Linked DNA regions of Homo sapiens: region 2 is linked to region 1. The links are chromatin loops, found by intact Hi-C in ENCODE. Cell type or tissue: tibial artery. All regions are shown on one strand. Links, peaks and the distances in the headings refer to the core of each region. The heading gives the core; the rest is flanking DNA. Region 1 has its middle 230 kb from the start of MVB12B. Region 2 has its middle 170 kb from the start of MVB12B.

Region 1 (2,909 bases), core at 276-2,775:
ATGGAGACTTAACCCTTCTGCTCCCATAGCCCTGGCCTGCCCTGGCCTCCCACCCTTGTAGGATGTTGTCACACCCCTGGTTCTGAATCTGCACAAAGCAGGAAGACCAACCACAAAACACAGTAAGAATCCACAGCAGTAGTCTTTGTATTGCCTGTAATTTACTAAGCCCTCTGTGAGCCTGATGCTGTGCTCAGCAATTTATCCCCAATGCTGTCAGGTGTCAGCGTCCTACATGCCACCATCACCCCCATTTTACAGATGAGAAGACTGGAGCTCTGGGAGGAGGAGGCACTTGTCCAGGGTCACACGGGGGCACACATGGGGCCAGGAGTCACACCAGGTGCAAATGATTCCAAAGCCCAGTTGTTTAGCCTCTGTGTCCCCACTTCCCTACCCACCCCACGGCCCTCTTGAAATGGCAGGGAGTTTCTTAGGGGCGCCTCACAGACAGGCATTCTCCCCAACCCAGTCTTCCTCTGCCACATTAGCTGGTCTCTCTCTGCAGCCCGCAGAATCCCAGCCGTCAAAGGCTGAAGTTGTGGGGATCACCCAGACCAAGCCCCAGGAACCGAGGTGTGAACTGATACCCAGAGTGGCACGGAGAGACCTGCCCAAAGTCACACCGCGAATCCCAGCAGACCAACCCTGGAACCTCAGGTCCCCCTCATGCCCTGAGCTGCTTCTTCTAGAACCTTCTGAGGTCCATAGGTAATAGTGCTGGCCCCCACCCCTCACCCCACTTTGCGGACTCTGGAGCATTGAGGTGAAGAGCCTGGCGCGGGGTCATCAGCAAATTGGCAATGGGCACGTGTGGGGAGGCCCAGGCAGGCCCCCATTCCTCCCGGTCACATCTCACTGCTCTGCTCAGTGAGCGTGGTGGCACACAGGCCACCTCTGCCACTGCAGCTGCCTGTTAGGCAGCTTCCTCTGGATCCCGCTTGGCCCCTGGATGACAGCAGTGTGCAGAGGCCACCACGGCTCCCATGACCAGGTTCAGGGGCATCCTGGCCCCCTCCACCGGATTTCTCAGCCTTTGAAAACAGAAAAATCATGGGTGAACCCAGAGCGGCTCGTGGAGAAAAGCCCAACCACACTGGTGTCTGCAAAGCCCACCTTAAACATCACCTTTGGCCACTGCCTCCCAGCTTTCCCGGCTTTCCGGCAGTCCTGTCCCCAGATGTGGCCTAAAAGCCTCCCTGACTGACTATGGAGGCCACAAGAGCCTGGAGCATGCCCAGGACTATGTTAAGCCCTTGACTCCCTGCTGTCATCTCACAGCAGCCTTAGCAGGGCCACCTGGTTGACATCATTTTCAGAGGAGGAACTTGTGTCTCAGAGAGGTGGAGAAACCTGTTGGGGTCACATAGTTGGCAAATAGCTCTTAACACAGGTCAGAGTGTCTTCCTGTCCTCCTTGCAACCCTTGACCGCTGCTCCCAGAGGGCAGGCCACGGGCTGCTGCTGGTGCCTACATGCCATTGCGTTACTACTGGGGAAGTTGTATTCCTCTTAACTGTCTGCAGACCTGCTCAAGTGAAGAAGAAAGAAGACAGTCTCTGGTGCTGGCTTGTCCAACACCTCATCAACATCCCAAATCACCCTTTTTTTTGAGACAGGGTCTAGCTCTGTCATCTCGTCAGGAGTACAGTGGCACAATCATAGCTCACTGCAGCCTTGAACTCCCAGGCTCAAGTGATCTTCCCACCTCAGCCTCCCAGGTAGCTGGGAATACAGGTGCACGCCACCATGCCCAGCTAATTTTTTTATTTTATTTTTTGCAGAGACGGAGTTTCACTGTGTTGTAAGGGCTGGTCTTGAACTCCTGGCCTAAAGTGATCCTCCTGCCTTGGCCTCCCAAATCACCCTTGTTAACAAAGATTGTAGGTCCTGGGCTTGGAGCCCTCTGCAGGATGCAGACATGGAATTTATTAACCTCAGTGCATTTTCATTGTATTTATTTTTATAGTTGCCTCCACCTACAGCAATAACACTGGTTTCTCCCTTACTAACAATAATGATGACAACATAGCTAAGACGTGTACAGCACTTACAACAGGTCTGGTGTTGTTCTGAGCTTTGCGTATTTTAATTTCACCTAATCTTTGGAAACCCTGTGGGGTCAGATCATTATTATTCTTGCTGAAAAAAGAAGGAAACTGAGGCTCAGAGTGGTTGGTACTGACCCCAACGTCACACAGCGGGTGCTGCAGCCACAACTGGAATCTTTCACAATCATAGTGTCTCCCACGGAAGGTAAATTTTCCTTTTAAAATAAATATTTGTAAAAAAATAAGGTCCATTTGTCATGTGTGCTAATAATCATGTGAGGAGTACATGGATGATCAAAAATCCTGAAGGCGACGCCTGAGTGCCGAGTTTGCCAGTGCTAAGCTGAGGTGCTCTCAGGTCTGCCTGGGGGTACGTGTGACATTATCTGACCATAGGCCCCACCCCTTGTGCTTGGAGCCAATGAGAACAAAGTCTGAGTTGGACGTACAGGATAGGCCCCACCCCTAGGCTTGGAGCCAATGAGAAGGAAGCTTCTGTTCTCACAAGAATGGGGCCAGGGAGTGGTCGCCTATACTCAGTGGATCCTCAGAGGGCCAAGGGGAGCCGTGCCTGGCGGGCGTCATCACAAGGACTCCTCACAGCTCCCCACAGCTGGGTAGTATCATTGTCCCCATTTTACACAGGAATGAATTGAAGCATCTGCAGGTCAATAACCTCACACTCCCTGCTGGGCGCAGTGGCTCACTCCTGTAATTCCAGCACTTTGGGAGGCCGAGGCAGGCGGATCGCCTGAGCTCAGGAGTTCAAGACCATCCTGGGCAACATGGAGAAACCCCATCTCTACTAAAATACAAAAAAGTAGCTGGGTGTGGTGGCACGTGCCTGTAGTCCCAGCTA
Region 2 (2,909 bases), core at 308-2,807, 64 kb before region 1:
GTGCCAGGGCCTGAGGGCGGCAAGCCTGTATCTTTGTCACATGCACCAAGCAGTGGGAACAGCAACCAGATCCACCCCCCACCCCCCATATCAGTTACCGCAGAGCAGGCACAAAGTAAATATGCAATGTGGGCCTGGGGGACCGAGGGAGAAAATCTGGGAGTCTGATCCCAGGTCCTCGGACTCGTCGGTGGTTGTATCAGCTGTTGTATGACTTTATGGTCATTTATAGTCACTTAAAACAATAAGACTTTATCTTTGTTCGCATTTCTATTGACCAGCTGGGTGGTTCTTCTGGTCTCAGCTGGGGTCATTCATGCATTTATGTTCAGTTGAGGGTTGGCTCCACAGCTCTGCTCTCCTGACTGGGCTCTCTCACATGTCTGAGGATTGGGTGACAGGATGTCCCCAGCTAAGACAACTGAGCTCTGCGCCAGTGGTCTCTTGCCCACTGCAGGCTGGCCTGAGCTTGTCCACACAGCAACTGGGCAGAATAATGAGAGAGAGAGAGCACAAATGTGTGCAAGACTTTTTTGAGGCCTAAGCTTGCACCTAGCACACGGCTCTTCCCCCACGTTCTACTGCCCAAAGCCAACCCAGGATCCAGGGATAGGGAACTAGACTCTCCACTCTGGGGATGCAAGGAGAGGTGAGAATTACAGCCATTTTTGCAATAATCTCCCACAGTGATGGTTAAGAACATGAGCTGGACTCTAATTCCCACTCGCTAACCGCTTGCTGGGAGAGCTTGGGCAATGTCTTCTCTTCTCTGAGTCTGTTTCCTCATCTACAACACGGTCAAAGCAATTCCAGCTCCCCGAGAGTTTTGTGGCGATTCGGAGCAATCAGGCATTTGAAGTGCCTAGCGTGGTGCCTGGGCCTGGTGAGTACCAGAACATGTGGGTTCCCTCCCTTTTCCCCAGGAAACCGAGCTGTGGATGGCGATCCGATGTTCACACTTTGCAGGAAAGGGCTGGGGGCCCGGTTGGGGGTCTGCTGCACCCCCACTCCCTCCCTACCTTTCATCTTGCCCCCTCTGGAGCCCTCCTGCTGGGGCCTCACAGCACCCGGGGTCTTAAGGATAGTTAAGTAGCAAACTATGTGTTCATAATAAAATTTGCCGGCTTCTCACAGACATCCAATTTGCTTACCATCCAAAGAGAAGGATTGGGTGCCTGCTTCTGAAATTGTTTTAATCTCTGCCACAGAATGCTTCTGGCAGGGTTTTTCAACTGGAAAATAGGAAATGAGTTAGAAACAATGGAGGAACGTGAATAATCTCACTTAAGACGTTTGATCTTGAGATGAGATGAAGTTGAAATCGATTTCCCGGTTCACAGCCAGACAGCGGCGGGTGGGAGGGGAGAGAGCTGGGGGAGATGGGACATCCAGGCCTGTCTGGGCTCCAGCTCTGCTGGGACAAGGACCCCCCCGCTCCTGCAAAACTCTGACAAACTGCACAGTGGGTGAGAGGTTGCCCCAGCCCCATCACCTCAAAGGCAGGCATGACCGAAGCTCTTTGGTTTTTCCAAGTCTATGTTAATGGTTGACAAACCAGCCCACACATCTGTTTAACAGATATTCACTGTGTGCCTGCTACGTGCCATGGCCTGTCCTCAGGGAACTCACAGGAGGTGACTGTGAACAGGATGGAGAGTGAGGAGCTAATGTTTGTGGAGGACTGTCTATGTCCAGGCATGGGTTAAGAAGGCTGCATCCATGATGCTACACAGAACCGGGAGTCAGGGATTCTTGTGCCCTCTTTTCAGATGAGGAAATGGCCTCAGAGCTATGTGTGTCTGACTTTTCGGAGGACAGGATCCAGATGTGACTGCAGAGTTTGTGTGCTTTGCATGGAGGGGTATTCTGTCCAGGCAGGTGGCTTGGGCAGAAGCCAGGCAGGAGGGTACAATAGGGAGAGCTCAGGGAGCCATGAGGAGGCGTGGGTGGACTGGACCTTGGCAGTGCCAGGGTCTCTTCCCTGCTGCCCCCTGCCCAATTCAACTTGGAGAAGTAGCCTGGCCTTAGGTCTAGGAAGGGACATGTTCTCAAGGCCCAGCCAGGCAGAGTGAGCGGCCACTCACACCCTGATCTTCACACAGACACCCTCACACATCACCTGAACACACAGACCTAGACAGACACACACGTTTATAAATACAGACACACAACACATACTGTATGGACAGAGACAGCTAGACGCACGTGTGTGTGTGTGTGTGTGTGCGCGCGCACGCGCGCGCACGTCAGCGCATACACGCATGCTCACACTCTCTAAGAGGTCACAGTCTCTTTGGGGGCAGCGACTATGTCTGTCTTGCTCACCACTCTGTCACCAGCACAGATCCTGGCTCATAACAGGGCCTCTCTAAATAATGATGAAGTTGAACTCAATTCCCACACGGAAACACAGACACATGCACACGTGGTTTGTGTGCATGGCGGCTGATGCTGGCGGAGAGGTGGTTTCGTCTCTGCAGTCCCCAGTGGGGGTTTCAGGGGACTTTCACGGGTGGAGACAGAAGCTGCCAAGGTGGAACCTAGAGGGTGAGCTGGGTCTGGGGGAGATTCACGGCTCTCGGTCTCTTCTCCTGCAGCCTGGCTGGGCTTAGGGACCTAGCCTATCTGAAAGCCTCTGTCTAGCTTTCCTGCCATTAAGCCTCCATGGAGAGACCCCAAACCTCCCCCTATAACAGCCTCCACTAGGGTCTGGCCTCTTGGGGTCCTGGGTTGGGGGTTTAATGCATTATTGATTTCCCCAAGAAGGGAAAGTGCTGCAGCCATGGGTCCAGGTAGCTTATTTTGTGCGTCGATGACATTCAGGTACTAGTGAAAAATTATACCAATTATTAAATCAGCCATTATTACTTCAAAGTGCAATCAGTTGTCACAGCGGAGAGAGCTTGCAC

The links. Peaks named below come from ENCODE experiments on the same cell type or tissue, not always from the same donor. Only the 100,000 strongest peaks of a DNase experiment are listed, where the experiment ranks them.
Region 2: it touches region 1 in a loop (4-fold over the local background); 2 of 110 quality-filtered maps call a loop at or near these places.

Annotation. Positions count from the first base shown.
Region 1 is chr9:126,093,577-126,096,485 of GRCh38, reverse strand. No RefSeq gene overlaps it. Among named protein-coding and RNA genes, the nearest start is that of MVB12B, 230 kb to the left of the region's middle. In tibial artery, for the core only: no CTCF peak of the experiment used is centred there; no DNase peak of the experiment used is centred there; H3K27me3 peaks cover 404 bases.
Region 2 is chr9:126,157,856-126,160,764 of GRCh38, reverse strand. No RefSeq gene overlaps it. Among named protein-coding and RNA genes, the nearest start is that of MVB12B, 170 kb to the left of the region's middle. RefSeq lists an enhancer at 2,612-2,909. In tibial artery, for the core only: no CTCF peak of the experiment used is centred there; DNase peaks (open chromatin) are centred at 1,834 and 1,934; H3K27me3 peaks cover 1,381 bases.